Regions from separate parts of the Mus musculus genome. Here all the other regions are linked to region 1. A link is a loop called in an ENCODE intact Hi-C map of the cell type or tissue named here. Cell type or tissue: heart. All regions are shown on one strand.

Region 1 (5,000 bases):
AAAAAAAACAACAAAAACTATTTAAAGGTCTACCCACCCACCCCACCACCACCCACACCCATGCACGCATGCCCGCACACATGGGTTTCTTTGCAGATGATATCCCAAGAGGCCTTTGTTCCTGAGGTTGAGTCTCACTTTCAGGCTTCCTGGTGGTCCTGGAGGACATTGCCTGCTGAATTCACAGTTTGGGCCCTTGGTTTGAAACCAGGAACTGGGACAGACAGGTCTGCTGTCATTGAGCACTGGTGTGAGCAGTTCTCACTGGGTGTAAATGTTGACACCCAGAAGTCACAGCAAGCAGCACACTTGAGGAAGGCTCAGGTGTTCAGGTGATCACTATACTGCAGGGTCCTCCTCTGGGCCCCAGGGGGGTGACAGGAGACTCCAGTTAAGTCCAGAGAGGGAGCTAGCTTGCTGTGTTCTTAAGGCCTCACCTTTTCAAAAGGCACCCAGCGCCTTAGGCAGGTCACTTACCCTCCCAGAGCTCATTTGTCACACCACACGGTCTAGGAGACTCCAGGTCTGAAGAGGCCACAATTTTCCCATCATTTCTGTGCTTCTCTCCATAGTCTCGTTCACCCTTCAGTTTAATGGAGTGTGTTGTTTGTCTTTCCTGTAATAATGGGACTGTAATTCAGCCAAGAAGTTTGATGGGCTATTAATTTTATTACACCATCAGTCTTGATTCCCAAACATAGGCTCAGATGGGCTCTGGCTTTAAAAGTCCAGGGACCGGAACTCTGCACTAAAAAGAAGAACGCATGTATGTGCAAGAGGGCCTGGGCTCTGGAAATGATATCTTCATTCTGTCTACGGCTGGCATGCGCTTCACTCATGTTGGCTGGAAGTTTCTAGAATGAAGCTGCTGACCTGTGGATTGGGACTCATGTGCTACCCTCTGTGCACATCACAGACACACCACACACCACACCACACACACACATACATTAAAAGCCAAACAGCTTGGTGCTGATGGCACATACTTGTAATCCTAGGATTTGGGAAGCAGAGGGAGGCAGATCTCTGTGAGTTTAAAGCCAGCCTGGCAGCCTGGTCTACAGAATGAGTTCCAGGACAGCCTCAGCTTGGGAAACAAAACAAACAAAACAAAAACATTGCTTGTTCTTCCAGAGGACCTGGGTTCATTTCCTGACACCCATTTGGCAGTTCACAACAGCATGTAACTCCAGTTCCAGGGCATCCGATGCTTTCCAGCTTCTGAGGGCATGAACATGGTGCACAGACACACAATCAGGCAAAAGGTTCATGCATGTTAAATAAAAATAAACAAGTCTTTAAAAAGAAGAGTTACAGTAAGCTTAGAAAAAAAGTCAGCCAGGGAGAGGCAGAGCCTGGAAGCCACTGTGTCACACAATACTGAGTGACATAGAACAATTCGCAGTGTGATTGCAGCAAAGCCTTTTTCTCCTGAGCTTGCTTTGCAAGCAATAGAACACACCTCTGCAATCTCAGGAATTCAGGATTCCTGAGATACCATGGAGGACTCTATTTGTTCTGCAAAGATTCTCTAAGCACAAAGATACAGATGCATGGGACTGGACTTAGAAGGTGCTGCTACCTTCCGGAATGTAAAACACTAGCCAACAAACCCAAAAAAACCAACAACCGCGAAACACTGGAAGGCACAAGATAAATGCTGCCATTCAAACCAGGGCTACTTTACCTGTAGCCCAGGCTGGCCTCAAACTTTCCCTGGTCTGCCCCAAGTGCTAGGTTGGTTACCAATGATTGGGCTATAGGCTGATTGCTTTCAGGCCCTTGGCTTTTTGTCCAAAGAATTAGAAATGAGGGCTCACACAGATTTTGCAAAAGAAGCAAGCTAATTTTGTTTTGAGTAAGGGGAAGGTACAGGTTATAGAAGGATACACTGTCAAGATTGTCAGCAGGCCACAGGAATGAGAGTAGTCAAGGCCACAGCCTGGTGTCTCTTACTTAAGGGAGCTAAACCTAAGGCCATAGTTTGGGTGGGTCTCTATTTTGATTGACAGATTAAGTAATAATACTTGAATGGAAACTGCCTGAATTTGGTTATTTTTTGGAGGAGGGGCAAGGGTACTTATACTATTGGTCAGGAATAGGAGTACATATATTCTGATGCAGGTGGTGGGTACAGGATCTGTCAGGTCAGAAAGACAACAAAAATTAGGGGACACAGGAAGAGAGTGTCCTTCTCACTGGCAGAGAAGCAAGAATCCCAGCCCAGCCAGCATTTGCCCTGAAGGTTGACAAGGGGGATAACAGATACTTTATGGTAAGGTGGTGTTGAGCCAGGTTTGAGGACTGAGCATCTATTCAGTTCCCAGAGAGTTCTGAGCATCACAAACAAGGCTCTTTGTTTACAGCAATCATATCCTGGGATCTACACAGATATATCTTTTCAACCATAATCCTGTCCAGAGCCCCACCCCCACCCCCCCACCCCCCCCCCCACCCCCCGAGCCACCTGTTATCTCTAGGCTTCTTAGCAATCCTTTGAGGCTATCCTCTTCAAAAGCCTCCATAATGGTCTATGAAAGGCAGTAAAGTGTCCTCTCTTGGAGGATACTTGACTCTTGCTCTCATGCTTAAAATGGAGTTAAAAGTATCTCTTAATAAACACCAACTTGGCCTCACACCAGCTTATCCTGAAATTCATTCATTCACTTGGAGTCCATGAGGGCTGGAGTTTATGTGCCACGTTGCAAGTGTGGAGTTAGTGCTTGCCTGCCACCTGGTGGGATCCAGAGAAAGAACTGAGGCCAGGCTTCCCTGCTGGCCTGACTCTACCCACTGAAACTTTATTTGCATTGAAGCCAAGGACTCTGGTTTGAGGTTTCCTTACAAAAGTAAGGGAATTCCCTTAGTGCTGGGATTCAGACCTGTGACCAGTTTTAACATTTAACGTACCTGTGGTGGTTTGAATATGCTTGGCCCCGGAAGTGACACTATAAGGAGGTGAGACCTTGTTCAAGGAAATGTGTCACTGTGGGAGTGGGCTTTGAGACCCTCCTTCCCTCCTAGCTGCCTGAGGAGTCAGTCTTCCAGTTCCTCCAGAACAAGATGTAGAGCTCTCAGCTCCTCCTGAGCCATCCCTCCCTGGATGCTGCCATACTTCCTGCTATGATGATAATGGACTGAACCTCTGAACCTGTAACCTAGCCCCAGTTAAAGGCTGTCCTTTATAAGAGTTGCCTTAGTCACAGTGTCTCTTCCCAGCAGTAAAACCTTAACTAAGACAGTACCAAAGCGGCCTCCAGATTCTCCCAGCATCCTTCAGTCCCTCTCTGGGATCTTTTCAGCAGTGGGGCTGGGCTTCCCTTCCTGAGGAGCTCTTCCCTACATAATGAAGACATTTTGCTTTCTCCCTCCTCCAACCCAACCCCATTCTCTCTGTTTCCCTCCTCCTCCCTCCATGTGTCCCTGCTTGCCCAAGCTCACAGGCTTTCTCTCTTCCTCTTCCTCTTCCTCCTCCCCTCTGACTCTCTCCCTATGGCGACTTCCCTGGCCATGGGACCAGTGAACCTGCCTGAGAGCGGCTCCAAACAAGCCTGCCTTTATGTACTTTAATCTGGCTTGGGTTGACTTGTTCACTAGTTAATTAACTTATCACTCAGGTGCTCTGGATCGCAATCTAGAGTTGTGCCTCTGTCCCTGCCTGCTCCAGATGTGCCTCAGCTTCTTGGCCATTTCTGAAACCCTCCCACCTGCTGGAAAGAACTAAGAGACAGATGAGTCAGAAGGGAAGTGCCCGCCTGAATCCCTAAAGTGACTTCCTTTCTCTAAAGGAGATCTGCCCCCCCACCCCACCCCCAAGAATTAACCCTAGGGTAGGTCCTAGAGGGAGGAGATGGAGGAGGCAGTGACCTGCCCATCCCCTCCCAGCACCAAGCCGACTTGTCAGTCAGCTGGCCTTGTTATAATTAGCCAGGACAGGTAAACCTCACGGGTGATGCTCTCCTGCCCCAGTACAGGAGAGGGGTGGGAGCTGGGGCCAACGTGGTAGCGGCAAATGTCTTTGCCAAAATCATCCCCCTTCATTTTTTCCAACTAAAACCAAAGGTCTCAGGCAAGCTGGAACACATGCATTACCTCCAACTCACAACTCCAGCGCCCACCCAGGAAGACCTTCTATGGGGGCTCTTGAAGCCATCCAAGGGTGTGTTGACTGGCCACAGGGAAACAAAGGTGGGGCTCTGGGGTGTTCAAGGGCAAGTTAACAATGCTAGAGAAGCTGAGATAAATGGGTTGCTGAGACCACTCCAGGTCAGCAAGGAGGGACACACACACACACACACGCACACACACACACACCAGCCCAAAAGGACATTTATTCTGGTTGAGTAAAGCAGAGAGATGAAGGTGGAGTCCCTGGGTTAAAGTATAACGCATTTATAGCCCTCCTCCCCCAGAGCCTCCTTTCTCTCCTCACTGGGGTGGGAAGGACGGTTGAGGTTGACCAGTCTTCTAGAACCTCCCACAATGTGTACTTAGGTCCCTGTATCACTAATGAGTTTGGGGGTAGCTTCCCCCCAGGTTCAGCATCTGGGACCTTGCTGTCTCTTCAGTCTCCATGGCTGCCCATTCAAACCCTGAGTAGCTGAGACAGAAATTTCATTTTAGTGGAAAAGACAGACCAAGGAAAACTTAACAAGTGAGAGATGAAAATGAACCTGAGGGGCTGGAGAGATGGCTCAGGGGTTAAGGGCACTGACTGCTCTTCCAGAGGTCCTGAGTTCAAATCCCAGCAACCACATGGTGGCTCACAACCATCTGTAAAGGGATCTAATGCCCTCTCCTGGTGTGTCATCTGAAGAGAGTGACAGCGTAATCACATACATAAAACAAATAAATAAATCGTAAAGGGTGTGTGAGAGAAGGAATAGGAAAGAGGGGTGTGAGCTACTGTGGGGAGGAACCCAAGAGCAGAACCTAGCACAGAAAGAGATATGAATAAGCCTGGTATCTGGGGAAACTGAATTCAACATGTACTAGCATGC
Region 2 (5,000 bases), 270 kb before region 1:
TGCTCAGCAGGGGCTCATGAAGGTGTTAGTAAGGGCTAGGGAGCAGAGGAACACAAGCAAGAGCCACTCTTGGGAGAACAAGAGAAAAGAGACCATCTTATCCAGGAAGGCGGCTGAAAGCTGCTCTTCCGCCTCGAGGGTCACTCTGTTAGTGCCATCCTCCCCTGGCAGTGATGAAAGTCAGGCACCCACAGGCCATGTGGAGGGGAGGGGAAGCTGTTAAATGGAGCACAGGGAGGAGTCTGGAGCAGCAGAGATGGCGTCCCCTGGGTTAGTGCCTGCTGGCATTTTTTGAGTCTTAGCAGAAGTCACGAAGCTGAGTCGGTGTTTAGGAGGAAGGAAGCCCCGGGGCATGCAAGACAGCCAGGTCTACAACCTAGGGACAGAGGAGAGAGTGGTATCAGAGTCTGAGCCTAAAGGAGCCAGGGCTTAGGGGCCTGGCCAGGCCAGATGCCCAGGGACCCACCTCAGAACAGGATCCCCACCTCCACCCCTCAGAATGGCTGGGGACAAGCACAGGGAATCTTCTCCAAGTTCCCACGGGGCAGTCGTAGGTCCCCAGGGCTCCCTGTGACGAGCAAACTGGCTTCAGAGATGATCACTTCTGCTTTCTTGGCTCCTCCCTCCCTCTCTCTACATTCATTATTACTATTATCATTATTAATGTCTGTAGTTCTGGACCCCAAACCCAGCCTTGTGAATACTAAGCAAGAGCTCTACACAGAGTCACACCCCCAGCCGTTCACTTGTGCTTGTTTGGTTTGCTTTTTGAGACAGGGTCTCTTCTGGCACTCACTGTGTAGACCAGGCTGGCCTCAGACTCAGACTCATAGAGATCCACCTGCCCCTGCCTCCCGAGTGCCGGGATTAAAGGCGTGTGCCCATCCCCGTCCCCAGCTGCCACTGATGATTCTACTTCTGACATTTTACTATGTATCCTAGGCTAGACCCAAACTTAAAATCCCCCTGCCTCGGCCTCCTCAATGCTGGGATGATAGGCGTACACCACCACAGCCGGATCACTGGATTCTCCTCTCCTGAGCTCTAGCCATAGTGGGACTTGGGGGGACCTGCTTGGCTCACTGAGCGCTAAACCCCCCTCGCCCACATGCTAGCTAGCTCCTGTGGTATGGAGAGGGGCCCTCCCTGCTGCACACCGTGCGTTTCTTTAACTCTCTGTGAGAAACACAAGTCTGGTGGCCATTTCAGATGCAAGAGGTCATTATGGATTATGGGAAATCAAAGCAAGAATGTGAGAAGCTGGCATGCAGAGACAGAATGGGAGGGTGGGTAGGACAGCCACACACAGGCAGAAAACGAGAGAATGGCAGAAACACACTATTCCTCCAGAACTGGACAGGAGTTCTTAAAGTCGGGGTGACCATAGCGTCCTTTCCCGTAGTAGCGGCTCCGCCAGCGGCTAGGGGTGCCCGAGACCGTTTCACCAGCAGTTGAAGAGAGCCGTCCAATCCGGTCCAGCCCGGTGGGTGATGGCAGCCAGCAGACAGGTGGAGGAGTCAGGATGGTAGAACAGGGGAGATGACAAGACAGGCCAGTGTATCCGCCACCCCCCCAAAAACGAAAAGTGATGAAGCCGACAGGAAAGAAAACAGAAGTGAGAGTTAGAGACCCCATGTCCGAGGAAGCCACGGAAGCCTGGGAGCTGGTGGCTGTGGCCTGGTGACGGTCCCTACTAGTGGACTCCTCTCCCATCTGTGAGCTGAGACCGTGGGGATGACTGGTTTTCAGAAACAGGAGTCATCTCTGAATGCCAGTGTCCGGTGCTGGCATGGTTTCACAGAGGAGGAAGCCTGTACCCAGAGGGCCTAAGGAAGATCTACAGCAGCAAGCAGCACAGGGCTCAGCCCTGGGGCCTCGTGACCCCTCCCCCACCGCCAATGCCAGCACCTCCCTTGCCCAGCTTCCAGGATTTACCGCCTGATGACTGGCAAAGTTTATGCAACTCTGGATCTTCCCTAACGCCCACTGTGAAAGCCAAGACAAGTGACAGGGACCCAGATCCTGACAAAGGGTTGTGGCTGGAGAGGTGTCTTTGGGAGAGGAAGCCAGAGAGCCAAAGTAGAAACAGAACAGGACAGAATACAGAGGAGATGACAGCAGCCTCTTCTGCTCTGTGTCTCAGGACACAAAGGGCCACTAGGGGGAAAGGCTTCTGACACGGGTGCCACAGAGCTCAGTGGCGTGGCTCACTAGGGGGCGGCAAGCTCCCAGTGCTCAACAGTTCAGTGACTAAGTGGGTGCCAGCCTAAGCAATACTGATGTTGCTTATTGGGGGCTGTTTTGGTACTCACATGGACCTGACCTCTGACCCCTTCTCTCAGGCACAACTCTCCCACCATGGTCTAGCCTGGGCTTGGTGTCAGTGACAGTCTATTACGGTGATGTGTGGATTTTCACAGGTGGAAAGGAGGTGCCCCCCATTACAGGGGGCCTCCAGCATCAACTGGGGAGGTGAGAATCCTTCAGCTCCTACACCGTGGAAGCCTTGGATTGTGGTCTGATGCATGTCCAGCAGAGGGCGCCCTCAGACACTCTAGACAGAGGCGCTCAGGATGGTTCACAGAAGGAGGGAGTACTTACTCAGCCGACTTCCAAAAGTGCCCAGGGTGGGAGAGCCGCCGGTTCAGCTTGGGCAGCCTCTCCAGCATGTCCATCAGCAGGCTGAAGCTGGGTCTCTCCTGCAGATCGAAAGCCCAGCAGGCAGACAGGATCTCCTGTAAAGAAGCACTGGGGTTGGTGGTGTGTGGGCATCTGGGTAGTGAAGCACAAGGACAGAGCATTTCCCGAGGAGCCCCAAGAAGCACTCAAGTGCCCCGCGCATCTGTGGAGTCAGAATCAGGTGATCCTCCAACCTTCCAGGTCAAAGAGGACTTGTCTGCTTTCCTTCCCCCTCGACTTGTCAGCGACCAAGTCAAACAGAATGGAAAATGGGAGAGGTCAGAATGAAAGCGGACGGCCTTTCAAGATGGAAGGTACATCCTATGAACATGAAAACATCTGAAGGTAAATGCAGGGTTCTTGGAAAGCATAGAGAACGGCCCTGCCACTAGGGGGCGCCTCAGCGTTCCAGAGCAGAGACTGGACAGGCAGGACTAAATACAGGAGCAGCCGCTGAGAACCCTCAGAACAGCTGCCATGACAGAAGGAAGGCTTTCTTCTCAGGGTCCACTCAGCCCCACAGCACCCTCTGTAGTCCTGACATCCAGGGGTGTGGCCTGCACACGTTGCCAACACAAGGCACACACCCCTGACACTTTTGTTCTCCATATAACGGTATTAGGTATTAATGGTCCCTGTGCCTGTACCACTACGAAAGCCTTCTCAGTCATGTCACATGCCCAGCCCACACTTGTCCTTCTGTCCCTCTACTCACGCCGACTTCCTTCCCCAGGCTGACGGATGCCAGGACGCGCCGTACTCCTTCCCCACTTCCAATCTGCCAGATCAAGGCCTCAGCAGGCTGGTGCTTAAAGGGCCAGTCTCTTGCCTGTAGTTCATACCACACAGTCCTGTGGAGACACACCACAGTGTGAGCTACTAGAGCTCCACAATGGCTGGCCCACGCTAGATGCCAGAGACCAGAGGTCAAAGGCAGTCACTCTGCCCAGCTAGCACAGCCATGACTTTCCAAGGCACACCTCCCCCCCGCCCCCACCAGGGCCTTCTCATTTGCACTTGGGGGGGCCAGTGGTCGACTCACCCGAATGCATAGACATCGGCTGCTTTGGAGAAGGGCAGCTGGTCCTCGTCCCGCCCCGGGATCATTTCTCGTACGATCTCGGGGGCCAGGTAGCACAGCCAGTCATGTGACAGTTTCAGTTGGTTCTCGCGCCTGGAGGTCAGGACAAGAACGACACCTCAGTGGGGGAGCGGGTGGCCTGACTACACACATCTGTACTCACAAGTGGTACACAGAAAGCCAAGAGAGGAGCAGGAGATCTTGCCTTTGAATAGGATGGGCGCGTCTAGGGAGGGAGGCCACAGTTGGGAATGGCGGGGAGCCGTCAGTGACAGGGTCTGAGTCCCCGTGCTGGGAGAGCAGCTGGTTTGTCTAGGTCTCGGATGACTGCAGATATCAAACCTGCATGCTACTGGCCTGCCACTCTTCCTTAGGCTCCCATTCTTAGGGCTTTTTTTTGCCACCCCAACCCTTTACAACCACAGGAACTAAACCCCAATGTTCTGTCTCATGAGGGGCGACCAGCCTGGTCCCTCAGCCTGCATGGTACCCACCTGGAAGCTGAGTACCATGAGGGACCTAAATATCACCCACACCCAACACTGGCCTGAAAGCGCATGGGCTGAACCACAGACCGAGGTGACCTAGCCTGTGTGGCAAGGCTCTCTCCAGCAACACAGCTGTGGGCACTTCACACTTACACAGTGCCCCGGCTTCCCAACTCACCGTTCCTCTCGGACCACACCCGAGATCCCAAACAGCCCGAAGTCTGTGATGACCACTTTGCCGTTGTCATAGAAGACATTCTTGGACTTGAGGTCCTTGTGCACGATGCCTTTTGCATGAAGATAACCCATGCCCTGGAAGACAGACAACCTAGCGTTAGTGTGTGTGGGGGTTAAAGATGGAGGTTGAGCTTTACTCGGGGTACCACACAGAATTCACCCCCAGGTCCAATCTTCACACAGACAGCAGGCAGGAGGATACTGTCCTCAGCTTGCAGATGAAGCAACTGAGGCTCAGAGAGGGCAAGTGAATTGCCCCAAGTCACACAGCAGTTAGACAGGGAGCATAGATCTGACCTTAAGCTGGTTGATGCTCTTTCTATGCCACTCTGCTGCCCAACAGCCACCTCAGACTTGGGTAACTGTGGGGTGTGGACACGGTGAGTGGTCTCGGGTAGTCAAGGAGCATAGAGATGAGTGATATGGGCTTAGCAGTGATGTTGTGATGCAGCTTAGCAGTAAGCATGCACATGGTCCTGTGTTAAGTACTCAGCATTACTGACTTAGAAAATAAT
Region 3 (5,000 bases), 330 kb before region 1:
CCCTGCCCTCACAGAGCAGCCAGAAAGTCAAAAAAGAGTTCAGGCATGGACATACTTGGACATATGTTTGTGTGGGTGCTCAGAGGCCCCCGGTATCACGAGGGAGGGAGTGGGGTGTGTGTGAAGCTGCCCTAGACTAGGAGGTCAAGTGTTCTAGGCTTGGTTCCTCCACTGGATGGACCTCCCTGTTCTAACCACTGTAACTGAGCTCTGTTTGAGCTGGAAGGGCTGGAAAGCGTCCACATCTCCGAGATCTCTCTCCTTGGCCAAGAGCGCAGTTTGTAAATACTGCACAGAGCCTGTGTCTGTCCATCCTCACTGACCATACCACACCATTGAATGAGAGAGGAGATGCGGGTGAGCCCTGACAAGGCTGGTTCATGCAGACCAGAACCAAACAACTATTCCAGTTGCTAAAGGCCTCCCTTATGTGTCAGGCCATGGGGAAGTGAATGTAACCCAGAGGACACTGGGGTACCCACAAGCCCAGGAAAAGGCTTCTGGGGAAGATGGAGATGCCAGAATAGACAGGGGGCGTGGAAGACCACCCCTCACCCAGAGTTCCTATTGGCAAAGGCCTCCTTCATGAGGACACTCAGCAATGGCCAGCCCTGGGGATCATTTCACACTGCGTGGGCAGAGCCTTAGTGGGGAAAGGATGTTGGGAGGGTCCCTAGACAAGCACTTGGGAGATGCTCTAGCGTAAGACTGAGGAACCTGAGCAGGAAGTTGAGTCCACCATGACTTTAGTCCCTTGCTCCGTTGCCTTCTGTGTGACTCAGTTTCTACAATGGCAAAGGCGCAGTTGCTCACCAGGCCCCTGACTGCCTTCCCTGATCTGTATAGACAGCTGGGAGAAGAGGTAACTCCTCATTCAGGAAGCAGCCACCCAACGGGGCTTGACACTGCAGGAAGAACACCCAGCCGGGTTGCACGAAGCCCACGGGGCTTGTTAGTCAGGCCTGTGTTTTCCTTGCAGATGGTCAGGGTCCCCTGCACCATGGTGTCTGCAGCACTTGGATCAGGAACCTGAAGCCCCAGGACCCAGTGCCCTGCTTTGTGCGAAGGTAAGCACCCACTCGGGGCCCTTTGGAGCCCCTAGCCCCTGGGGATTCTGCAATGCAAGGGAAGGGTCTAAGACTGAGTCTCCTCTCGGCCCATAAAGGTTTAGGGGGTAATTCTTTGTCTCCTCGTTTTGCCATCTGGTTACAAGGTGTCGTGGAGTCCATGACACAGATACAGTGATGCCTGTGGTGGGATCCAATGAGACTGGCCCAGTGTGGAGAGAGGCCGTTGCCTGGGCTGGGAAGATGAAGATGTGCACAGGTCCCCGCCAGGCGCTTAGGTCCCCAGCCCTATCCTGCATGTGCTCCTAGCCTGGGATATCTGCAGACCAGGGTCTTTCTCCTTCTGTCTTCCTGCAGTGTCAGTGGCTTCCAGCTCCCTGAGGACCCCTCCCAGCCTTGCATCCTCATTGGGCCTGGTACGGGCATTGCTCCCTTCCGAAGTTTCTGGCAGCAGCGGCTCCATGACTCCCAGCACAAAGGTACAGCTCTTACTCAATAGGGAGTGTGCCTGTCACTGTGACCGACCTGATCATTACACAGGCACATCAAATTACTACACCATATCCCATAATCAGGTACACAGATGTGGAGTGTTTGTGCTCTGCCCACTCCACGTCTCCATGTTTCCTTGTTAATTTTTAAGGTATCTAGAGGAGTGTGTATGTCCTGGTACGCATGTGGAGGTCAGAGGTCAACTTGTTTTACTTCTTCCAGGAATCAGATTCAGCTTGTCAGTCACGACGGCAAGCACCTCTCCCTGCTGAGCCATCTCATCAGCCCATTTTGCTGGGTTTTAAATGCTTGCCTCCTTGCTGGACCATCCATTAATAACACAGAGATTAATAAGCCTGTGTAGGGGTCCCCAGAGTGAAGGGGGAATGAGAGTAACAGACTTTAGATGAAGACATTTTCTTTTCATTGGAGAAATAGCTGGGAAGGATGGACAGCTCTGTCTGGAATCCTCCAGATGAGGCTTTTCTGGAAGAAACCCTTAGCAATGTTTGACCTTCAAGATGCCTGAGGCCTCTGCACCTATATTTGATGTAGCATCTGGGTCAGGGGAGATGATTTTCACAAAAGAAGGCCACGAGTTTCTGATATTCCACTAAAAGAATGTCCTTAGCATGTTACACACACACACACCTATACATATTTGAGACAAAGTCTTGCTATTGTAGCCCTGGATGAACTGAAAATTCCCTATACAGAGGAGGCTGTCCTCAAATTTGCAGGAAATCAATCCTCCTGCTTCTAATTCCCAAGAACTGGCTATAATAATATTTTAAAAGAAGAAGTAAGATTAAAATAGAATATGTCAAGTAAAAGAAATAGCAATGTGTAGACATAATCAGAACTGATACTTTTTTTTCCTGAACCATGTTTTTTAAGAGTGCCACCATTAGCTATAAAATGGGAATAATGCCAGATCAGAAACCTACCCATTGGGTACCTGGTGCTCACAGGTTGCCCTCTGGTGGCCGTTGTGGTAACTGCAACCTTCTGGATCTTCAAGGGCTCAAAGGAGGCCGCATGAGCTTGGTGTTTGGGTGCCGGCACCCGGAGGAGGACCACCTCTATCAGGAAGAAATGCAGGAGATGGTCCGCAAGAGAGTGCTGTTCCAGGTGCACACAGGCTACTCCCGGCTGCCCGGCAAACCCAAGGTAAGTGCAGCCACCCAGCAAGCTGGCAGAGCACGCATGATGGCCCCTGCCCAGGCTATACAGCCCTTCCACTCCAAGCCTGCAGTGAAGACAGTTGCACAGTGGCAGGGAGAGATGAAGAGCACGATGACAACATCAAGCTCACTGTAGTTTAATCTCCACAGTGCAAACACCTGCAGGTGCCCAGCATCTCTGGGACGCAGGGCTGGGCCGGGCTGGCTTTACACTTAGTTCAGTAAGACTGGAAGGTGGAGCTGATTCCCCCCAGGGCCCTCAGGTTGGCACTCTGCTCCAGGGGCATGAACAGTGCCTACACACTTTCCATTCAGGACCATGTGAACATTCCCTGAAGACCCCATTTGCATCCTAAAGCTGGACCACTGGTCATCTTAGATGAAAAACAAAAACAAACAGACTCCTGACTGACTGCAGGACCTTCTTTATAAATGGAAAGCCTAGGAGCCTATACCTGAGCTACAAATCAGAGCTGGGGCTAATACATACTGGGAAGCCCCCTCTTTCCGGGGTGTAGACAGGCAGATCTCACAGCCCTGGGCAGAGCTATAAACTTGATGTCTCTAAAGTATGGTGACCTGAGGGAAGCTTTACGGGTTCCATTGGCCAGGAGGACAGGATACTTGTCTATCCTGAGCTGAGGTCCTGACTGAAGCCCTCAATGGCCCTCTTCCCCTCCCCATGGCCAGTGTGCCTGACCACAGTGACACCAGCATCCAGGGCTGGTCCCACCGTGTCCTCTGCTTTTAGGTCTACGTTCAGGACATCCTGCAAAAGCAGCTGGCCAATGAGGTACTCAGCGTGCTCCACGGGGAGCAGGGCCACCTCTACATTTGCGGAGATGTGCGCATGGCTCGGGATGTGGCTACCACATTGAAGAAGCTGGTGGCCACCAAGCTGAACTTGAGCGAGGAGCAGGTGGAAGACTATTTCTTCCAGCTCAAGGTATGGGAGCTGGGGTGGGACCCTCCAGAGGGGAGTAGACCAAGGTCACAAGCCTTTGGAACTAGGACCAGGGATGCAGAACTGGGGTGGGGGAGGTGTGTGCCCTGAGATCCTCGGCACCACTGCAGAAACCTGGGGCCGGCTGGGCTCCTCAAGCCTGGTCTTTCCATGCCATAGTGGTTGCCAGCTAGCTGAGAAATCAGGCCAGTGTGTTCCATTTCTCTATATCTGGGATGAAAGCAGCAGTCTCTGCTCCCCACACTCCTGCCTAAATGCCCATTGAGCATAACAGGGCTGTGGACTGTCCCCTACTGCCTATGGGGGACAGACACTTATTTACAATAGGTTGCTGGCTAGGTGCCCTCATTTCTCACAGGAAGGACTCTTGGTAGCAGGGTCTGCCTTGTGCCAGGTGCTCACCAATGATTGCCCCGTGGTGACCTTTCCTTCTGCCCTTCCAAGGGCTTTATGACGGAAGAATGACTGTTCCATCATTTTGCAGATGGAAGGGGCCCTGGTGCCCTAACAGCGAATGTGAGAGCCCAGACACATGGCCCCTCTCTCCTTTTCCCTCTCTCTGTCTCTCTGGTTCCTAAACCTGCCTTTAAGGCTCGAAGTTATGCTCCCCATTTATATTAAACATCTACTATGTGTTAGAGGTAAGAAGCAGTCAACAAAACAGGTGAAAATGTTGTCAATATCACGATAGATCACAGAGCACACCTGTATCGCCAGCACTGGGGAGGTGGAGGCCCAGGGGTCAAGAGTTCAGATTGTCCCTGGGTTTCATAGTCAGTCCAAGGCTGGACTGGGCTATATGAGATCCTATTTCGAAAGTACAAAAGCAAAAGACCTACCTAAACGTAGCTTACATTCTGGCAGAGTTGATCAAATCAAGCACATAGGGTGCGCACTGCTTTGGGTAAGACGCAGAACAGCAGCTCAGAGCTGGGGTGTTTGTGGTTTAATGAGGTTTGGGGAAGGGGTCCCCGGGAGGTGACATTTGAGAAAAATACCTGAAGAAGGAAGAAGCTTTGTGCACACTGGAGACAGAGGTCCAGACTATTCTGTGGGGCAGCAACATGTTCAAAGGTCCTGGGGTGTGGACTATTCTGAAACCTGTGATGACCAGCAAGGGTATCATGGGTACTTCCCAAAATGTGTTCAGAGCTTGCCAGATGTGTTCATGGATGTTAGACATCATTAACAATGGGCTGTAAGGGCAGAGGCAGTGCACACCTGTTAGTCCTAAGGCTTTGGGGAAGCTGAGGCAGGAGAGTTGTAAGTTCAAGTCAGTATGGGCTACCTTAG
Region 4 (5,000 bases), 66 kb before region 1:
CTCCCAGCACCAGCCAATTACGTTAAAGGCCACAGGAGCTTTCCAATTAGATGCTTGCACACGTACTCCCTGCTGGTTGCTTACTATAAAGCCCTGTCCTAATAGACATTCGGGGCTCTCCCACCACCAAAACCGTCCTGCGTGACAGTGGTACATTGGAGGGGCTCAAGCTAGCACGAATAGAATAAAGACCCTGCTGTGAGTTGCATCAGATTGGCTCCTGTCTGTTTTATTTTTTTTTTTGGGGGGGGGGGGTCAGTAACATTTCCCTGGCACTACAGTAATCAATGTGGTCACATTGGGAAAAGAGACCAAGAGATCCAATGGCCTCCCAAATCTACCTTCAGGGTCCTTGCAAGAGGATGCTGTTTAAATAGAAGGCAACAACTATGATGACTAAGCAGTCTCTGGTTCAGATCTGGCAAAGCCATCCGATTCCAGGATCCCACCATTTCCTTCTCCTAACATACAGTTCCTAGGGGGTATGCCTGTCCCCTGGATGCCATTTAACAGTCCAGATAGCCACAGTGAGGGGCAGGTGTCCCCTGGGATAACTTCATTCCTCCCAGACCGGCTGACTAAGTCTGACCCTTGTCTGTCTTTCACATCTATGGTCTCCATTCATCGCGCTTGGACACCTTGACTGGGCCTGGAGGCTCAGCTCCACCCTGACCCTGCAGTCTTCGCCCAGCACTTCCAGAGGTGTTCGTTTTCTTTTTTTCTTTTCTTTTTTTTTTTTTTGTGTGTTTTGTTTTTTGTTTTTTGTTTTTCAAGACAGGGTTTCTCTGTATAGCCCTGGCTGTCCTGGAACTTACTCTGTAGACCAGGCTGGCCTTGAACTCAGAAATCCACCTGCCTCTGCCTCCCAAGTGCTGGGATTAAAGGCGTGCACCACCACTGCCCAGCAGGTGTTCATTTTCTAACCACTGTGTACTGTATGATCTGAGCGTTAATATTACTAATTGATTGGAATGGCTAGCGAGATGGCTCAAGGTGTAGAGGCCCCTGACATGCAAACCTGGTGACGACATAAAGTCAGAAAGAGTCAACTCTACAGAGTTGTCCTCTGACCTTTACATAGGCACCATAGCACATGCCTACTATGATGGCTGAAGGGAAGTTTTAAGTTTAGATTACTGTAATAAGAGATCTATAAAACAAAAATGCCTTTAACCTGTAAGCCCCACTTGCCCAAGATATACTTCCTGGAATGCTGGGAACTGCTGTACATGCGAAATAACAAGTCACATGTTTTTACTTCTATAAACAAGCTTGGTTGCATCAACCACACAAGATGTGCTTGATCACATGTAGGTGGGCGGGACATAGACAGGAAGTATGCCAGGATGTGTGCTTGTCCCTGATTGGGTGACGGCAGGAAGTATGTGGCCTTGTAGCTTTTGCTTTAGTAAGGCCTTTGACGAACACAACCAGTGACCAAATGGGAATCCCGGATACGGACCTGGCTAATGTCCATCATCCAGGCCAGCATGTAATGAAGCTTGCTTCACACTTGGCTCAAAAATGGTGATAATGGCCCCAACACACACACCACATAACTTCCTACACAGTCTATACCTCCCCCCACAACTTTACATTCACAAATAATAAAGAGTTTAAAGTAATTAAAATTGGAATAAAAGAATTTGTGCTTCAGTTGAGAAAGACATAGAAGGCTTCTGTGACAACCTCTCCCTTCCCCCCCCAAAAGAAACAGTCTCGACAGGAAACCAGGGAAGAGAACTCTCAAAAATTGTCGTAAGGGGGCTGAAGTGGCGCTCTCCACAGCTGATGGCTTCTGGCGGTGTGGGGAAGGACTCCATTTTCTTTAAGGGGCTATCCACTGGAAGTTAGACCATGCTCCAGTGAGGATATGGACAACACAATGGACTTAGTATTTTTTTTCTCTTTTTTTTCTTTCTTTTTCTCCTCCTCCTCCTTCCGGTAAGATACCAGGGTGGGAGCAATGGGCCTGAGAGGACTGGGAAGCATGTGCTTGGAGTGCGTTATGTGAAATTCCCAGATAATCAATAAAAATATTATACTGGTGGGGTGAGGAGCAAACCCGTGCTTGCCTTTGCCAGCTATCAAGGGCAATGGAGGGACTTGGGAAATGACTGCCAACGAGATCATCATAGCTTGTGGGGGTTTGTTTTGTGTTTTGTTTTTTTGTAATTCAAATTCTGACAAGCTGAAAAAACATAAAAGTGTGTCCATCCATCCAAGTTTTTAAAGTAGCACACTCACACCAGCTAGTGGCACACTCAACGTTGGGGATCATCTTGGGACCCGCTTCCTAAGCCCTGTAAGCTTCCCCATGGCCACTAGGGGGCAGTGCTGCACGGAGTCCCGCTTCCAGCTACCCTAAAAAGGCCCCTTTCCCCTCCAGCTGAATGTAGCTGGGCGAGTCTGGAAGGCCTCTGTCCCAGGCGGCAGCAGAGAAGCTCCTGACTCACCACGGATGCTGGCTCTGGACCCACTGCTGCCCCCGGGGCTTGGCAGGTTGCACTGGAAAAACTGGGTCAGGCATGTGGCCTAGTTTGCTGGTTCGCAGCACAGGCCAGGGATGAACCTGGGAGTGTGAAGGGCGTCTCACTTTACTCCCTGGCTCAATCAAGTGACAGATGTCTGAGGAGTCCCTACTAAGTGCCAGGCCTAGGTGAGTAAGGGGACATACAGACAACCAATTGCGAATGCACTTTTAAAGCCCAGGTCACAAGAGTTCGCTCGGTGTCATCTCAGGATCCCCCGGCTGGGCTGCCTGGGCAGGTCACCAAGTCAACAGTCTTCCGTTCAGATCCGCAGTTTGACTGCCCAGTGTGGAAGGCGGGTCCTGACGCAGCTTCCTGTTTCTTGTCCAGCTGAATCCTACCTCTTTGACACTCTGGGGCAGAGCTTTCCCAACAGAAGGTTGTTTGAGCAGACCAGAAAAGGCAAGAACTTCCAAGTCAGTCAGACAGACAGACAGACAGACAGACAGACAGACATCTCCTGCTTTCTTAGGCTAGGGAGGGTCAGGTGTGTTTATAAGAAAAGACACTTGAGACTTTTCCAGACAAAGAAATTATAGAAAAAAAGAATTTACTGAATGTGATGGCTAACCTTAGCTGTGAACTTAACTATATCTAAAATCAACTAAACCTCAAGCAACTAGGCATGCCTGTATGGGGGGTTTTCTTGATCAATCACTTAAGATAGGGAAACACACCCTAAATTTGGACCAGCACCGGATTGGAACTGCAGCCTGGCAGACAACTATAGGATTCTTAGCCTTTCCACTGTGAGACTGCCATTGTTGAACTCTCCAGAGCACAGCCTGTGAGCCACTCTAATAAATCATATATAACTACGGGATTCCTAAAGAGATGCTGGTCTTCCACTGGAATCCCAAAGGAGTAAGTTCTAATACCAGGGGCTTCCTCAGCTGCAGGCTAGATGAGCTTGTCAAAGAAAGTGAGGACAAGCAGCCCCACAGCAAGTTTCCTTCTTCTTCATCCCAGAAGATGTGGCCCAAATAGCTGTTGTCACTCTGGGTGGTCTAACATCCACGTGTTCTGCTCCTGGGCACTGGCCTCTCCCTGAAAGCTCTGTGACCCGAGCCTGCTGCTACCTCCTCTCCACTCGGTTCCTCTGCAGTCACAGTCACTGTCTCCCCACAGCCCTTGCTGTCTCTGTGAAGAACATCACAGGGAGGCAAGAGAAGACCTTTGGGAGAAACCTTTGCTGGGCCTTATGCCGCAGTACCACAAGACAGCACAGGACAGCCTCTCCAGCTGGTCAGCAGAGGCTGCGGTTCTAGAAGCCTCTCTCAGATACTGTGCGACTTGCTTCTGCTGCATAGGAAGCTGGGGTGAGGTCATGGCACATTGTAATCAGTTTCATGGGTTTTTGTTTTCTTTTAGACGAGCTGGACTAGGCTGCTGGGGTGGGACGTGCATGATGCGGTCACTACTGCCTGGTACCATCCACAGCTCCGTTCCATGAGTTCTCTCTTTCTTTTTTTTTTTTTAAGATTTATTTATTTATTATATGTAAGTGCACAGTAGCTGTCTTCAGACACTCCAGAAGAGGGAGTCAGATCTCATTACAGATGGTTGTGAGCCACCATGTGGTTGCTGGGATTTGAACTCTGGACCTTTGGAAGAGCAGTCGGGTGCTCTTACCCACTGAGCCATCTCACCAGCCCCTCTCTTTCTTTTTTTATATTTGTATTGACTCATGCACTTATTTTTGTGCATGTGTGTGTATGATGAGTGTGTATATATTCACGTGTATGTGAGGACAGGTTTGTGACTGCCACAGAACACTCTGAGGATCAGAGGACAGCCTTGGGCATTGGTCCTCTCTTTCCTCCTTGGTTTGAGGCAGGGTGTCTGTTCCCAAGCTGGCTGGCCCTCAAGCTTCTACAAGACTCTCCTGTCTCTGCCTCCCACCTCACCACATGTAGTGAGAACTTTGATTTCTTTAAAACACAGAAATGGTAGGTGAATATGTTTTTGTTAATCCCAGGTGTGGGATATGGGGCTGCTTCAGACTGTCCGCAGCAGCTAACCATGATTTGTCTCGTGCTCTGGCAGGGGCATGATTTTGCCACCTTAAGATAGTTTTTTGGGGGCTGGAGAGATGGCTCAGTGGTTAAGAACACTGGTTACTCTTCCAGAGGTCTTGAGTTCAATTCAGCAACCACATGGTGGCTCACAACCATCCGTAATAAGATCTGACACCCTCTTCTGGAGACATCTACTGTGTACTTAGATATAGCAACCAGAGCAAGCGGGGCAAAAAACAAACAAACAAACAAAACCAGACTGGCCAAACAACTGGCTGTGCCTCTTTCTGACCCCTTAGGACTTTCCCTTCCCCTCTGGCCACTTCTTTCCTGACTTGGCTTTTTCAGACAATCCTCACAATTTGAGTCATATCTGCCAATCATCTGGACTACTACCGCTGCTGCTGCTATTACTACTACTACTACTGCTACTACTACTACTACTACTACT
Region 5 (5,000 bases), 430 kb before region 1:
AGCCATTTTGAGAAGTGTAGAAACAGGACACTTTAGTCAGCCCTGAGGCACTCGGTGAGGGAACTATTTTGGAAGCAACACTGAAGTACGGCACTAAAAGCTCTCCCCCATCTCAACTCTAAGAGAATCTACTTTAACAGTCTTGGGTCAGGACTTAAATAAAAGATAGAGGGTCTCTGGCTGATTTCCAATCAATGGCTTTCTGCCTCTGGCTCCTGAGTGATAGGATTACATGTGTACACACCACATCTGTCTAAGAAAAGACAAATATTAATGGTGGCAGAGACACAGCTCCACGCTGTCACTCACAGCAGTCCCAGAGTTCTTTATAGAGATCTCCATTCAAACAGATCTAGAATACTTAGCAGAAAGGAATTTTAGGACAAGTCAAGTGTGAAGCAGTGTTGGAGCTCACCAAGACACTCCTGCCATCCCCCTTTAGACAGGGTTTCTCTGTGTAGTCCTGGAATTTGCTTTGTAGACCAAGCTGGCCTTGAACCCAGAGATCTGTGCTTGACTCTGCCTCCAGAGTGCTGTCACTAAAGGCATGCACCACCATGCCCAGCTCATTCAGATATTTTTAATGTTGATTTTAGGGTAAGGGAAATAAACACCAGGAAGAAAGCAGGCAGAGTTGCTTATTGCTCTCATGGCCTGCTAAGTGTTATGAAATATAATGTGGAGGCAGTGGGAGTGAGTGTGGGTACCTGGTGGGTCCATGCCAAAGTCTCCGTGTCCCACTGAGAAATCTTGACATATGACAGGACCTAGTATAAGGGAGGTTTATTGACAGGGAAGGTAGGGGATCGGGGACCTGGAGAAAGGGTAGAGGCAGGCAGAGCCTCGAGGGCAGAGAAAGTGGGGATGAAGGACAGAAAGAGAGAGGCTAGTGGAAACAGAGAAAGAAAGAGAATGGGGGGGAAGAGAGAGAGAGAGGGAGATTGAGAGGGAGGGGTGGGTGGGGCAGGGGGAGAGTAGCAAGCAGTCCTCTTTATTATATATTGTCACACCTGACTAGCACCTGGCAGGCAATGGTGGCAGGTGATGACACTAACTATTGCTAAGTCGCTGTCAGGAGGAGCCTAGCAGAACAGTCTGTAAGCCCACACTTGGGAGGCACAGGCCAGAGGATCAGAAGATCACAGCACATAGATGGTACTCATGCATGCAGACAAAAACACTCATACACAGAAAATGAAAATAAAAAAATTTTTAAAAAAACCCTAGGAAATCTTGATTTCTTATAAATCTGGTACCTTCTTTCTACCCCTAACCCAGTAAGGCCTGGTACAAAAGAGAACAACAACTTGTTAGAAAGAAATATAAAATGATTTGGTTTCTTTTATAAAGTGAAAAGCCATTCATTTCTCCGAGCTGGAATCTGTTGTAAAGCCAAGATCACAGGACAAATCAAAGTATTTATTATGATTATTTTCTCATTATTATTGAGACAGAGCCTTATGTATCCCAGGTTCCTCTCAACCTTTCTGTGTAGCCGAGGAACCCACTTGCTGCCTTAGCTACATGAGACCCTAGGAACAAGCCTTCTAGCATTTGGCGGGGACATAAAACATATGGCTTCTACATGAACACACATGATGCTTAGCCAACAGGATAACTGTAAACTGAAGTTCCCAGAAAAGAGAAGCCACATCCATGTTAAAGATTCTCCAAGGTCGATCAGCTGATTAACTTATGGAGGTTGGAGTGTTAAAGATCTAGAATAATTACATAATTAACTCTCTGATCTCTCTCTCTTTTTCTTTTAGATTTATTTATTATTATAACTAAGTACACTGTAGCTGGATCCCATTACAGTTGGTTGTGAGCCACCATGTGGTTGCTGGGATTTGAACTCAGGACCTTCAGAAGAGCAGTCAGTGCTCTTACCTGCTGAGCCATTTCGCCAGCCCTTATTTGATCTTTCTTAATGTCCCATGATAGCCATTGGTTGCCAAGCTCCACCTGAGCTGATGTCCTTGCTATTCTCAGGTAAAACTTCTGAAATGTGTTCTTAGTATTAACTTCCACCAACCCCAAAGCTAAGAATGCCCTCTGATAGCATCAGCGGGTTGGTGTTTGTGCTCTGGTGTAACCTGCCTGCCAGATCCTGTTGTCTATGTACTTAGAAAGTACCTTGATTTGTAACTTTCTTTTGTTCTATAACTATACATATTTCATGGCATTTGTGATGACCTGAGTCCCTGGGCCATGGTCACTTATATTTGGCTCAAGGATAAAGTGTCTTTTGTTCCCTTTGAGACTAGAGTCGTGTTTTGTGTCCACTGGGGCTACAGTAGGGGACTGAGGAGTGTGATGCGCTCTTGGCAGTGAACCTGAGGATGGAAGCGGCCTTCCTTTAAAGGGATCAGCAGCTGTGGCTGTGACCACTAGGTGGCAGCATGGAGGTGGCTTTGGCATGTGGTGGCTGAAGATGGGAGTCCTGAATTCTATTGAGGCGAGAAAAATGAAAGGAACTGGACTCAGTACCTGCTGACGATCTGAGTCTGACCACTACTGATCCCACGTGGGGAAGCACAATACGTTTAGGTGGAAGGCTGTCTTGGGTAATCACCCTCTTGAGCCAATACTTTAGAATAGGTTATATGAGTGGGGAAATTCTTTAAAAGCACCAATGTCACACTTGCTTAGAACTGGAGGTACAGACAGCTGGGAGCACATTGTGGATGCTGGGATTTCCAAATAATTAATAAAAATATGTGGGCTGGAGAGATGACTCAGTGGTCAAGAGCACTGATTGCTCTTCCAGAGGTCCTGAGTTTAATTCCCAGCAACCACATGGTGGCTCACAACCATCTGTAATGGGATCTGATGCCCTCTTCTGGTGTGTGTCTAAAGGCAGCTACAGTGTACTCATATAAACAAAATAATCTTTTAAAAGAAACTAAAAATATCTAATGTTTTGAAAAAAATACAGATTGCTCCCTGCCCCTAGAATACACCCTGTAATTTTGAACCAGTTACTTCAAATTTCCCTCAGAAACATCCAAGGATATCAGAATATTCTCCTTGGGGAGTGCAAATAGTGGAATACCACTCTGCAATCCAAAAACTATTGCTACATGCATCACCTTAGACAAACCCCCAAAGGCATTGTACTAAGTGGAAGGAGATATTCTCAGAAGGCTACATCTGCAGTGAGCCCGTTTCTGTGACCAGCTTGAGAACACTAAACTACTGTCATGGAGATGGTGGCTGACAGAGCTTGGGCTGGCAGCGCCGGGCAGTGGTGGCGCACGCCTTTAATCCCAGCACTTGGGAGGCAGAGACAGGCAGATTTCTGAGTTCAAGGCTAGCCTGGTCTACAAAGTGAGTTCCAGGACAACCAGGGCTACATAGAAAAACCTAAAACACACACACACACACACACACACACACACACACACACACAGAGCATGGGGCTGGCGAGTTGGCTCAGCAGTTAAGAGTGCCTACTGTTCTTGCAGAGGACCCAAGATCAGTTCCCAGGACCCACAGATGGCAGCTCATAACTGTGAGATATAAAGGAGACTCCAATTCTTCCACTCCACAAGGCAGTGGAAAGAGAGGCTCAGTCTGGAATACAGCAGGACTTCTGGTAGTTAGACAAAAGCCAGCATTCCTCAGGGATTTGTGAAGCTGGTTCCCTTATAACAAAAAACTATCTCCCTCATCGCTGACAGAAGGAACAAAAGGCTACCTGTGATGCTCATTAGCACAGCAGAGCACATGCTGGCCTCCAGGCTCCCTCAGGATCACAAGTACCTTTTATGCACTTCAAAGATAATGCTCTGCTGGCATCCTAGCCTTTCCTACCTCCTCCCCTCCCCTAACCTTCCTCCAGCTAACCGGCTTTCCTTTCCTCTCCCAGCTACTCATTCTCCTTAATACCCTGCTGTTTTTGAGTTTCTGTTTGTCTCTGTCTCTCTGTTTCTCTATCGCTCCTTCTCACTGTCTCTGCTCTCTCTCTCTCCCTCTCCCTTCACTCTCCGTGTGTGTGTGTGTGTGTGTGTGTGTGTGTGTGTGTGTGTGTCTGTGTGATGTATGTGTGTGTGCGCTTGTGTGTATGATGTGTGTGTTTGATGTGTGTGTGATGTGTGTATGTGATGTGTGTGTGATGTATGTGTGATTGTGTGTGTATCTGTGTGATGCGTGTGTGTGTGTGATGTGTGTGTGATGTATGTGCGATGTGTGTCTGTGTGATTGTGTGTGTGTCTGTGTGATGTGCGCGCGCGTGTGTGTGTGTGTGTGTGTGTGTGTATGTGTGTGTGTGTGTGTGTGTGTTGCTTCTCTCCTGGCCAGGTCCAGACTGCTGGCCATGTTCAGTCTACTTCTTTTCTTTCTGTTCTAGACTTTTCCAGGTGCTTCTGGATCTCACTCTCTCTAGCTCTCTCATCCACAATAAAAATTTTCCCTGTAACCATACTATGGGGTGGTCATGTTCTCCGTTTAAACATCTGGTATCCAAACCTGAGAGGGGCATAAATGGACCCCTACCAAGGGACCCACTTCTAGCTGAACCAAGCTGCTGGTTGGACCCTCCTAAGGTTCGGATCATCTGTTTCGTCTGGATTCTGCTGTTTACTGTATTATATTCAGCTCCAAAGTTTAGAGTCCACCTCCTTAGCTGGTTCTTCCCTCACCTGCTCTCTCCTGCTCCGTAGGTAACTGGGACCTGGGAGTTGCCTGCTCTGTCTCTGTCAGCTCCTGGAGCCTCCTCGCTCAGCTCCCTCTTGGACCTTACTTTGTTTCTAAAAAAGCCACATCAATGTGGAAGCATCTCTAGCCCTACTGGCCATCCCTCACAAGGAAAGGGACACCTCTCCTTTGTGGTTAGAGACATTTCTTTGTGACAAGTCCCTTGGCTCTGCTTGGGGACACCCAGATTGAAGCTCTTGTTGACACTTGCTCCTCTGTCCCTCCAGGAGCTTGCTCTGTCCCTAACCCCCTTCTCTAATTCCCTTTCCTCTTTGGACTCAGAGCTTCCCCAGGCTTAAATG

What was found. Hi-C counts contacts between places; a loop is a spot of excess contacts. Peaks named below come from ENCODE experiments on the same cell type or tissue, not always from the same donor. Only the 100,000 strongest peaks of a DNase experiment are listed, where the experiment ranks them.
Region 2: it touches region 1 in a loop (3-fold over the local background); 12 of 42 quality-filtered maps call a loop at or near these places.
Region 3: a loop joins it to region 1, with 2.8 times the contacts of the local background. A loop is called at or near these places in 20 of 42 quality-filtered maps.
Region 4: it touches region 1 in a loop (3-fold over the local background); 33 of 42 quality-filtered maps call a loop at or near these places.
Region 5: it touches region 1 in a loop (2.2-fold over the local background); 3 of 42 quality-filtered maps call a loop at or near these places.

Annotation. Positions count from the first base shown.
Region 1 is chr11:79,287,952-79,292,951 of GRCm38, forward strand. No RefSeq gene overlaps it. Among named protein-coding and RNA genes, the nearest start is that of Gm30561, 15 kb to the right of the region's middle. In heart, a CTCF peak has its summit at 2,742 (motif pointing left); a DNase peak (open chromatin) is centred at 2,740; H3K27ac peaks cover 1,763 bases.
Region 2 is chr11:79,016,961-79,021,960 of GRCm38, forward strand. Ksr1 (kinase suppressor of ras 1) reads right to left here. Exons shown (of 19, transcript NM_013571.3): 15 at 4,427-4,560; 16 at 3,722-3,853; 17 at 3,395-3,530; 18 at 2,602-2,735. Among named protein-coding and RNA genes, the nearest start is that of Gm11201, 4.1 kb to the right of the region's middle. In heart, CTCF peaks have their summits at 2,502 (motif pointing right) and 3,078 (motif pointing right); DNase peaks (open chromatin) are centred at 930, 2,501, 3,591, 3,751 and 1 weaker place; H3K27ac peaks cover 1,267 bases.
Region 3 is chr11:78,953,916-78,958,915 of GRCm38, forward strand. It overlaps Nos2 (nitric oxide synthase 2, inducible), which reads left to right. Exons shown (of 27, transcript NM_010927.4): 23 at 980-1,067; 24 at 1,425-1,546; 25 at 2,581-2,729; 26 at 3,495-3,689. Among named protein-coding and RNA genes, the nearest start is that of Lgals9, 29 kb to the right of the region's middle. In heart, a CTCF peak has its summit at 2,539 (motif pointing left); a DNase peak (open chromatin) is centred at 2,556; H3K27me3 peaks cover 3,885 bases.
Region 4 is chr11:79,222,296-79,227,295 of GRCm38, forward strand. It overlaps Gm30470 (a long non-coding RNA gene), which reads left to right and starts at 2,390. Exons shown (of 3, transcript XR_880030.1): 1 at 2,390-2,659. In heart, a CTCF peak has its summit at 2,331 (motif pointing right); DNase peaks (open chromatin) are centred at 1,346 and 2,556; H3K4me3 peaks cover 225 bases; H3K27ac peaks cover 1,580 bases.
Region 5 is chr11:78,854,040-78,859,039 of GRCm38, forward strand. No RefSeq gene overlaps it. Among named protein-coding and RNA genes, the nearest start is that of Lyrm9, 30 kb to the left of the region's middle. In heart, a CTCF peak has its summit at 2,395 (motif pointing right); a DNase peak (open chromatin) is centred at 2,402; H3K27me3 peaks cover 1,017 bases.